2 separate regions of the Mus musculus genome follow, and region 2 is linked to region 1. Evidence: chromatin loops called from intact Hi-C (ENCODE). Cell type or tissue: heart. All regions are shown on one strand.

What was found. Peaks named below come from ENCODE experiments on the same cell type or tissue, not always from the same donor. Only the 100,000 strongest peaks of a DNase experiment are listed, where the experiment ranks them.
Region 2: a loop joins it to region 1, with 2.9 times the contacts of the local background. A loop is called at or near these places in 1 of 42 quality-filtered maps.

The regions. Positions count from the first base shown.
Region 1 is chr12:31,847,050-31,852,049 of GRCm38, forward strand. All of the region lies in intron 14 of Cog5 (component of oligomeric golgi complex 5), which reads left to right. Among named protein-coding and RNA genes, the nearest start is that of Hbp1, 100 kb to the right of the region's middle. In heart, no CTCF peak of the experiment used is centred here; a DNase peak (open chromatin) is centred at 2,172.
Region 2 is chr12:31,723,554-31,728,553 of GRCm38, forward strand. All of the region lies in intron 6 of Cog5 (component of oligomeric golgi complex 5), which reads left to right. Among named protein-coding and RNA genes, the nearest start is that of Gpr22, 12 kb to the left of the region's middle. In heart, no CTCF peak of the experiment used is centred here; a DNase peak (open chromatin) is centred at 2,178; H3K27ac peaks cover 2,099 bases.

The DNA.
Region 1 (5,000 bases):
AAAAATCATGACCCCACCCCAATTGAAACCTGTCAGTGTGTATGTGTGTGTGTGTACACGTGTTGTTTTATGCATCTGACTGCTTTTATCCAATTACTGATTCCCATCCTGCTTGAAGCCTAAGAGTGTATATTTGTTTAATGTTGTGCCATTTGACTATTACCTTCAAGTAGAAGGTAATACCAAAGAAGAAAGAAATGTGTTGCTATGGTAATCTGCTTAATTTGTTAGTATTATAGGTTTCTTTTAAAGGGTTTTATTTGATCTGGCATCTTGCTATACTGCCCAGCTAGCTGTCCCTGAACTTTTGGGCTCAAGTAGTCTTCCTTTTGCAGTCTCAAATACAAATGTTCTGATGACAGCTGGCCATGGAGCCCTTCCCTTGAGTGTCTTATTAATGATGCTGCGCATGCTGGCCCTTGGCATGTTCTTAAAATGTGTACTTCAACTCCTTTTCATTATCACAGGCTTCATAATAATTCAAGAATTTTTACCTATTACCTCCACATTTCTGTCAATAAAAATATTTTAGTTTTCCCAGTGTATTCCAAAGTGTGGCGCTCCATTAGTCTCTGTATCCTTTACATTCAGTCCAGGAAGTGTTAGAGACTTGGGAAGGAATAGGGCAGTTGAGTTTTAGCCAGTCATTTTCACGGCTGCGTTCCTTCCCATTTTGCTTTAATACCATCAAGAAGTGCTTGCTTTGAGTCTCCCTGCCTAGTTCTTTCAGCCTGCCTCCAAGCTCTTTACACAGCTAGGCAGGCCTCCAGCTCATAGTCCTCCTGCCTCAGTTTTCTGCAGCAGCATGCCCAGTAAGACTTTTAAAGTAACTTGACTTTTCAGAAATTGCCATAGCGAGGATTAGTTTTCTTACTATTAATATATGTTTGTTTGGGACAGGGTTTCTCCGTGTAGCCCTGGTTATCCTGGAACTCACTCTGTAGACCAGGCTGGCCTTGAATTCAGAGATCTGCCTGCCTCTGCCTCTGCCTTCTGAGTGCTGGGATTAAAGGCATGTGCTACGTGGCCCAGCAGAAGGATTAGTCTTAATTATACCTAGTAAGCTTTTTACTTAAACTGGAAATCCCAACATATAAAATGTTTATATCTTTTAAAATGTCTATATTTTTATACTTCATCAAGTATAGTTTTAAAATCCTACTCTATTCCACTGTATACATTACAATGTAATTCCTTTCTTGTGACTTAGAATGATACTGTTTGAAAGTCTATTTCTGGGTGCAAGAACTGTCAGCAGTGAGCAACAGCAAGACTGTGTCAGCACATTCCTAACAGCATAAACACAAAGATACACACAATAATAGAGGCATAGTGTCCTTTAGAAACATGTGAAGGAAACCTGCCATTGTTTCCTAGGGTGCTAAGAATATAGGCCTGGTGCAAGCTGAGGCAAGATGGCCTTGACGTGGCACCAAGGCAGAGTTAGGTCAGCAGTCTCTTGGTTTTTCTGCATGTCTCACAGTTAGCAGTGTTAGGTCAGATGCTGCATTGAGAAGTGCAGAAGTATTGGTGGTGAGGCAGGTAGGAAGTGCACTTCACATGCAGGTACCAAGGACAGACTGGGGAGAGAAAAGAGAAATGCACATTTTCTACAAAGAAAAAGAATGTAACCAAATTTGGTGTGTATAAGTGAACTAATTTGCATTTGCAACATTGTTAAGCCACTCTTGTTATCTATTAGTACAGAGACATATAACATACAACAGGCAGCCGATTGCTCTTCTTAGTGTTACTATGAGGCTGTGCCATTTGAGTGTACTTGCTCAGACATCCCTAAGCAATACCAAGTGGTGGCATGTGGAATCTCTATGGTGACAACCAAGAAAACCCTGTTTCCCTCCCTCTAATAAGCTTAGCATTTTTCAGTATCTTAAGATATAAACTGGGGCATGCACAAGCACACAGAAGAGACCCAGTGACACACTAGCCACTACAAACACACCAAAGACACCCAGAAGTAAGCTGCCTGGGAAGCATGGGAGAGCTGCTCCCCCCACCCCACCCCCACCCCCTGCACACCGGGCAGCACAGTAGAACTGGCCCCATCCCTTGTCTGGGTGGTGTGGGCACAGGAGAGCCTGCCCAAGGGCAAGAAAGCAGGAGAACTGGCTTCGCCCCACCCCCTGGCCTGGCCAGTGTAGGGAAGCTGCCTGATGGTGCTGGCAAAAGAGAGCCTGCAGGCTGAATTCGTCAGCCGGCACCCAGGCACAGATCCAAGGCTTTCAGTTGCACTATGCCAACTATAGACTGCTAGAGCTTGTGAAGGGGCCAGTCCTGCAGATCCCAAGTGGCAAGCTCTCCATGGCACAGGGCAACAACAAGATATCTGAAAGGATTCAGTATTGATAGTTGTCTTAGTTAGGGTTTTACTGCTGTGAACAGACACCATGACCAAGGAAAGTCTCATAAAAAACAGCATTTAATTGGGGCTGGCTTACAGGTTCAGAGGTTTAGTCCATTATCATCAAGGTGGGAGCATGGCAGTATCCAGGCAGACATGGCACAGGAGGAGCTGAGAGTTCTATGTCTTCATCCAAAGGCTGCTAGTGGAAGACTGACTTCAGGCAACTAGGGTGAGGATCTTATACCCACACCCATGGTGACACACCCATTCCAACCAGGTCACACCTATTCCAACAAGGCCACACCTTCAGATGGTGCCACTCCTTGGTCCAAGGATATACAACCCATCGCAATAGTGTAGCAGAAACCAGAGGCCTGGAGCCAGACCAATGACTCAATGAAATGCAATGAACATTTACAAGGAAAACTGTTTGGACAAAAGGGTGTAGTATGAACCACTTTGACACATCACAGCATCCATAGTGTTATACATATTATAGCTTGGTTATCAATAACCTAACAGCTTAAATCTATGTATAAATGAATTCATATCTTGTATTTCTGAGTTACCTCACTCGGGATGATTTTTTTTTCTGGTTCCATCCAAATTTCATGATTTTGAGGAGTGAACCTTAAGTCAAATTAGGCATTGGTTGGTAACAAGCTCTGTGCCGCCATTGCCCGAGAACATTCTGCAGGCAAGACAAGTTTTATATCTGAGGTTTTGTGGCTGGGTTGAAATGTACATTGCCCTTTTGGTAGCTTACAGTGTGCCTTCCTGTAGCAAGGGCACTGTTTAGGTACCAGCTCGACCTATCCATGTTGTGTGGATGTTGTTTTGAGCAATGGGGCCTTGCTGTTTGTTTATGGAGAGTAACCTTTTGCATTGGCAACAGCCTGAGTTGTTTGGGAGCTTCCATGGGAGGGACCCCTTGGCCAACTCAATTAGATGAAACCCAGTCCAGATATTGGAAGCTTTCTTTGGTGACAGGAGATGGCCAGTTGGGACTCTGTCTCCCTTATTATTTGAAGACTTCCTGAGGATCACCTTCACATATTTTAGGAAGCTTCCTAGGCACTACCCCTCAAATGCCCCCCAATTTTTGCTAACTTTCCCCACATTCCTTCCCTTAACCCCCATATTCTCTCCCCACCCCTACTTGATCCTTCTGATCTTGCTACCTTTACCCCAGGACACCCATAAAATCTATTTCCCCCTTTCAGGAAGATCCATGTGTCCCCTGCCAGTCCCTTCCTCTATACCTATCTTCTCTGAGTCTACGTATTGTAGCTTGATTATCATTTATTTAATGGCTAATAACCACATATATGTAAAAACATACTGTATTTATCTTGTATTTATCTTACTGAGTCTAGGTTAGCTCACATGGGGTGATTTTTTTTCTAGTTTTATCCATGTGCCTGCAAATTTTATGATGTCATATTTCTTTTTTTTATTTTTTTCAATTTTTTATTAGATATTTTCTTCATTTACATTTCAAATGCTATCCTGAAAGTCCCCTATACCCTCCTCCCCATTCATATTTCTTTTAATAGTTGAATTACACAGCTCCATTGAGTAAATTCTTCATCCATTCTTCTGTTGGGGTGCATGTAGGTTGTTTACAGTTTCTGACTATTGTGAATAAAACAGCAGTGAACATGGTTGATCAAATGTCCTTGTGATAGGATGGAGCATCCCTTGCTTGTATGCCCAAGAGTGGTACAGCTGGATCTTTAGGTAGATCAATTCCCAGCTTTCTGAGGAACTGCCATACTGATTTTCATAGTGACTGTACAAGTTTGTATTCTTGAATGAGTGTTCCCCTTGCCCCATAGTCTCACCAGCGAGCTGTCACTTGTGTTTTTGATCTTAGTCATTCTGACAGGTGTATGATGGAATCTCAAAGTAGTTTTGATTTGAATTTGATTTGAATGACTGTGAATGTTGAACGTTTCTTAAGGGTTTCTCAGCCACCTGAGTTCCTCTTTTGAAGAATTTTCTGTTTAGATATGCACCCTATTTTTAAAATGGGTTCTTTGTTTTCTTGATGTGCAGTTTTTGAGTTTCTTATATTTTTTGCATATTAGCCCTCTGTTGGATATGCACTTAGTTAAAAAAAAAAATCTTTTCCTATTCTTTAGGCTGCCACTTAGTACAAATGACAGTGTTCTTTGCAATGCAGATGCTTTTTGGTGAGATCCATGAGATCTGTTTAGTGCCTATGCTATAAGTGTTCTGTTCAGAAAAGCTTTTCTTCTGTCAATGAGTTAGAGACCGTTCCCCACTTTGTGTTCTATCCAAATCAGGGCATCTGGCCTTATGTTAATGTCTTTGATCCATATGGAGTTTAGTTTTGTGCAAGGAGATAAGTATGAATCTACTTTAGCTCTTCTATATGTAGCCTTCTGGTTTGCCCAGTGATGTGTGGGGGCGGGGGGTCTCTGCAAGTGTCATGGCTGGCAGCAAATTGATCCTGGTGACTTGAGAATATAGCTCAGGTCAACTTGTCTTAGTCAGCCAGTTCTGGGCCAAACTTCTGGAGTTTCACACCAAGTGGTTTAGTTTTTTACACATTTAGACACACTAGGATTTTGAAAAAAAAAAAAAACTTTCCCTGTGACAGTTATTACAA
Region 2 (5,000 bases), 120 kb before region 1:
AAAATACAGATACTTAAGTTACCATCATCTACTTAAAATATAATACATATAAGTAATATATATTACTTACTATAATATAGTATCCATTGACTCCTACCGTCTCTTATGCTAATTATTCACATACATTGTATGAACTTCAAAATAATTTTATTACTATTCTTGCCTAGCCAATCATCTTTTAAACAAATCTAAAATAGATATTCATAATTTCTGGCTCTTTTCATGTCTTTTTGTGCAGCAGAGATTAGTTTTGGTTATTATTTTCTTTCATCCTGAAGGATTTTTGTAGCAAAGGATTAGTGGCAGTAAATTCTTCATTGATGATCTAAAATGTACTTCTTGTGTTTTCATTATCTTGTGCTTGGTATAAAGGTCTAAACTGACTCTTGTGCTTTAATATTTATTTTCCGATATTTGATGTCATTGCTCTTTGTTTCTTCTCAGTGTGATGTGTCTTCCACCCGGGATCTTCCAAGGGTTCATTTCGCCTCCCCGTTTCTGTAGCTCATGACGGGCTTTGGCGATTCTCACTGGCTTTGGATCAACTCTATTCTTGGATATGTGTTTTTGATGTGTTTACTACTCCTGATGCTGGACTGTTTAAAAGATGAAATTAAAAATATTTTTTGTCTTGAAATACTTTCTCAAATGCTTGGTATTGCCTTGCATAGCATTGAACCTTTGGTTTTTTGGGGAAGAGATGAGTGGGGAGGATTAGTGTGGGTAGTTTAACTTCTGATTCTTATCTTTTACAGTACTTAATGTGGCTAAAAATCTTGTAGTAGCCGGGCGTGGTGGCGCACGCCTTTAATCCCAGCACTCAGGAGGCAGAGGCAGGCGGATTTCTGAGTTCGAGGCCAGCCTGGTCTACAAAGTGAGTTCCAGGACAGCCAGGGCTATACAGAGAAACCCTGTCTCGAAAAAAAAAAAAAAATCTTGTAGTAATTACTCAATTTAAATACCCCCTTTTCAGCTGAAATTTATTTGCTCTTTCTCCCTCTTTCTCTCTCTCTTCCCTCCTTCACTACTCTGTCCCTCTCCACCTTTTAAAAAAGATAAATATTTTTTTGTGTATGAACGTTTTGCCTGCCTTCATGTATGTGCAGCCTGTGTGTGCAGTACCCACAGAGGCCAGACAAGGGCAACAGATCTCCAAGAACTAGAGTTGCAGCGGTTGTGAGTTGCCACATGATTGCTGCAAGAACTGGAAGTGCTCTTCTCTTTTGAACAGTCCCGTTCCACCTCCCTTTGTGAGGGAGGAGCTCCCAGAGCCTGGAACTTACTGCTTTGCTTAGGCTGGCTGGTTAGTGAGCTCCAGGGAGCCACTGTCTCTGCTTCCCTGGGGCTGGAATTACAGGTAATTGTCATTTTGCCTGGTTTTATGTAAATATTGGCATTCCAAAATGGGTTCCTCATGCATGCAAGGAAAGCACTGTGCTCACCTAGCCTCTTCCTACTCCTTCATAGACTTCTATAGTTCACGCATAACGTTCTTCTTTATGAGCCAGTTGTAACATATGACCTAATATCTTTGGTCTCCTATTTCAGATAATGTTTAGATGGATATTGGTCATTGTGTTTGAATATTATGGACTTTTGTCTTCTTGTTCTAATACTTGTGTGCCAAGCTTGATCTTGTCACCCGTGGCTTTCATATCAGGCAGCTTAGAGGGACCTTTACATCCATCCATCCATCCATCTATCTATCTATGCCCTATCGACTGCCCCTGTATTCAGTGGCCCTGTTGGCTTTCACTGGGGTATTTTGCAGTGCTTTCCAAGTCCAGAAATTTGCTTGTTAGTAGACTTTCTGGTGCTGTTTTTTTGCCTGGCCTTTCTCAATCTCTTTATATGAATTTATAACTTCATATTCATTTGAATATTTAAGAGTCCTATATAAAAGTTTATGTAACTATGTCTCCTCCCCACCCCAAAGTACCATATAGACTTTTCTGAAAGTTTGTTTAAATTTCTCTTTTTTTTCTTTAACATAGTTTCAAAAGTCTATCCTCCTCAGCTTTCCTTAAATCTGTCCCATAAACTCACTGTCCTCATTGTATTCTGCTGGGGTTTCTCACACACACTCTCTCACGATAGTTGCTCTAAGTGTAGTTGCCGATAAGCTGGGTAATTATGTCACAAAGCTCAGTTCATTGTCAGGTGTGGGTGCGCATGCCAGCGATCCAAGCCGTTTGGAGGCAAGAGCAGAAGGAGTTCAAGGTCAGGCAGGCTGCCACAGAGCCCAAGTCAAACCTCAACAGCTTTCAAGTCACAGCCCTGCGTGTCTGCTCTCCAGTATTGGGGAAAAAGCAGTTTTGTATATCTTATTTTGTTTTTTATTTAGAAGGTAGTGATAGGTTATTATTCTACTGCCAGTGAAACAAGCCAATTTAAGGCAGATTATATTATATTAAAGGCAGGTTTATTGGGAAGCTGCTCTCTGGTGGCCAAGTTTACTGGCCCCAAGGAACAAGGCTAGGGAAGTTGCCATGGAGAAGGGGGGTGGGGTGGGTAGGGGAGAGGGAGAAAGAGAGAAAGGGGTAGGTGTGCAGAGAGAATGGAGAGAAGAAGCCGGGCGTGGTGGCACACGCCTTTAATACCTCGAGAGGCAGAGGCAGGCGGATTTCTGAGTTCGAGGCCAGCCTGGTGTACAAAGTGAGTTCCAGGACAGCCAGGGCTACACAGAGAAACCTTGTCTCAGAATATGAAGAGAAGAAAAAGAGAGAGAGACCGAAATGTCTGGATTATATAGAGAAAAGCCTCTGGGGGAAGGGCAACCCCTTTTTATGTGAAAACTCAATGAGAAGCTAGTAGTCTATGTCCTACAAATTAGATTATTTTTATTTAAAATATCTATCCTCAATAATCTAAAAGTATATTCATTTTTTTATTCTTTGAAAGTTTCATCCATATATTCAACATATATTTTCAGTCACATTTTCCCCTGTACTATCCTCCTTCATTAAACTCCTCCTGGATCATTCCTGCACATCCCCAAACTTTGTCTTTAACTCATGTGTTAGGGTTATTATTGCTGTGATGAGACACCATGACTCACCAAAGAATAGTATATAAGCGCAAAGAGTGTTTTATTCTGCAGAAGTCTAGCATGCTGGTGTCTCCCATTACCAGAATAGAGTGACTCCCAAGTGAGCTTGCAGGTCTAATTTAAAGCACATTAGGGAATTCCAGGGTAGGTGACCTCTATGTTAATCTGTTGGATCCATCTCTAGGGACATTCCATTACCAGGGTGTGGGGGCTGGAAACTTGCTGGGGAGGTCTGGGAACTGTTACTGAGGAAGTAGTTGAGGGTGTCTGGAAACTGCTGCTGATCCATTGTCCTTGCTGCAGCCTGGTGGCTGGGACATTCCATTACCTGGGCGTGAATGCTGGAGCCTGGGGTTTTTTCTATTAGTAATTGACTTGCTGGGCTTGCCCAGTTTTTATGCCTAACCTCCCTAACTGCCTATTTGAAATCTGTCCTGTAATCAGCCTATCCTCAACCAAAGCAATGTAGGGAAGAAAGAAGTTATCTGGCCTACATTTTCACATCTCTGTTCATCATTGAAGGAAATTAGGACAGGAACCCGAATGCAGAAGCTAATGCAGAGGCCATGGAGGAGTTTTGCTTAATGGCTTGCTCCCCATGGCTTGCTCAACCCTTTTCTTATCAAACCTAGGACCACAAGCCCAGGAATGGTACCACTCACAAAGGTCTGGGCCCTCCCCATCAATCACTAGTTAAGAAAATACACTACAGCTGGGTCTTCTGGAGACAATTTCTAAATTGAGATTCCTTCCTTTCAGATGATTCTAGCCTGCATCAAGCTGATATAAAAGTAGTCTGTACACCCCAGAATCCAAATTAGTGCTTTCTATATGCAAATAGCTGTGGGACTGCCCATGGGAGCATGGTCAATCTACCAGGGTTCTCATCCTAAAAGAAAACTGCTTCTTCCTTTGCAGCTATCAGCTGTTGTAGTTCCTTAGTTTGAGGTGTGGGTTTGTGTTGTGTTAACTTTTCCCAGGAAGATACAACACACATATGTCTACTCATCCCAGAAAGGGACCTGTGACAGACTACAGTGTGGATGCCACAAAGTCTAACTTGGTGAACCAGTGAATTTTATTGGAGTTACTTACAAGACTATTGGTGAAGGGTTTCATAGAGAAGTGAAATGACTCAAAGATAGTTGTGTCATCAAAGCCCATCCTAGCATGGTGACAGTTTACAAAAGCTGGAAACTTGTGGCTCAATTTATCGGAGCCTTTTCTAGGTAACATAGCTGTCTGTTTCTTCCTGGCCGCTGCCCTTGTCTGAGTCTTTTCATCTTGGCTTATCTGTTAGGTTTTAGGGATTTCCTGAAGCTAATTTAAGTTGTTTACTTCCTGTCTTTCTTTTTCTTTTGTTAATTCCAACTTTTTATTGACCAGAAAAAACCATATGCAACATAGAGCATAAAAAAGCAAATAATGCTAATAGATTTGGATTACCATACATTTCCTTCATTTTGATTCTTTTTGATTGAAGTCTTGAGGAATAGTTATGCTATATACTAACTTCCTGTCTTAATGGTGTTTCCTGCAGCATGGAATGTCTTACCTCCCCCTAGGGCATTGTGCTTAATCTTCTTGTAAATATTCTGTCCTAAAATATCCCAGTTTTTTCACATTCTGTTTACATCCTAAGTTTCCTTCCTAACCTGGGTGGAAACTGCCATACATGCTTGTCTATCTGTCCTTCATCCATATTGAATTGACTAGGTCAATCTTGTGCAGATAACCACAGCCACTATGAGTTCCTGAGGGATTTTTGAATATGGATATTCTTATTCCTCCACTTTCCCATTTTTTTAGACGATATCATGACTGGAGAAAGTATTACACATGTGGATTTATGTCTTTTCAAATTTATTCTCTTCAAGCTCTAGTAAATTTATTCTCCCCAATAGGAAATATTATGTAGATGAGGAACTTTTCCTGTAAAGGGCCAATATAA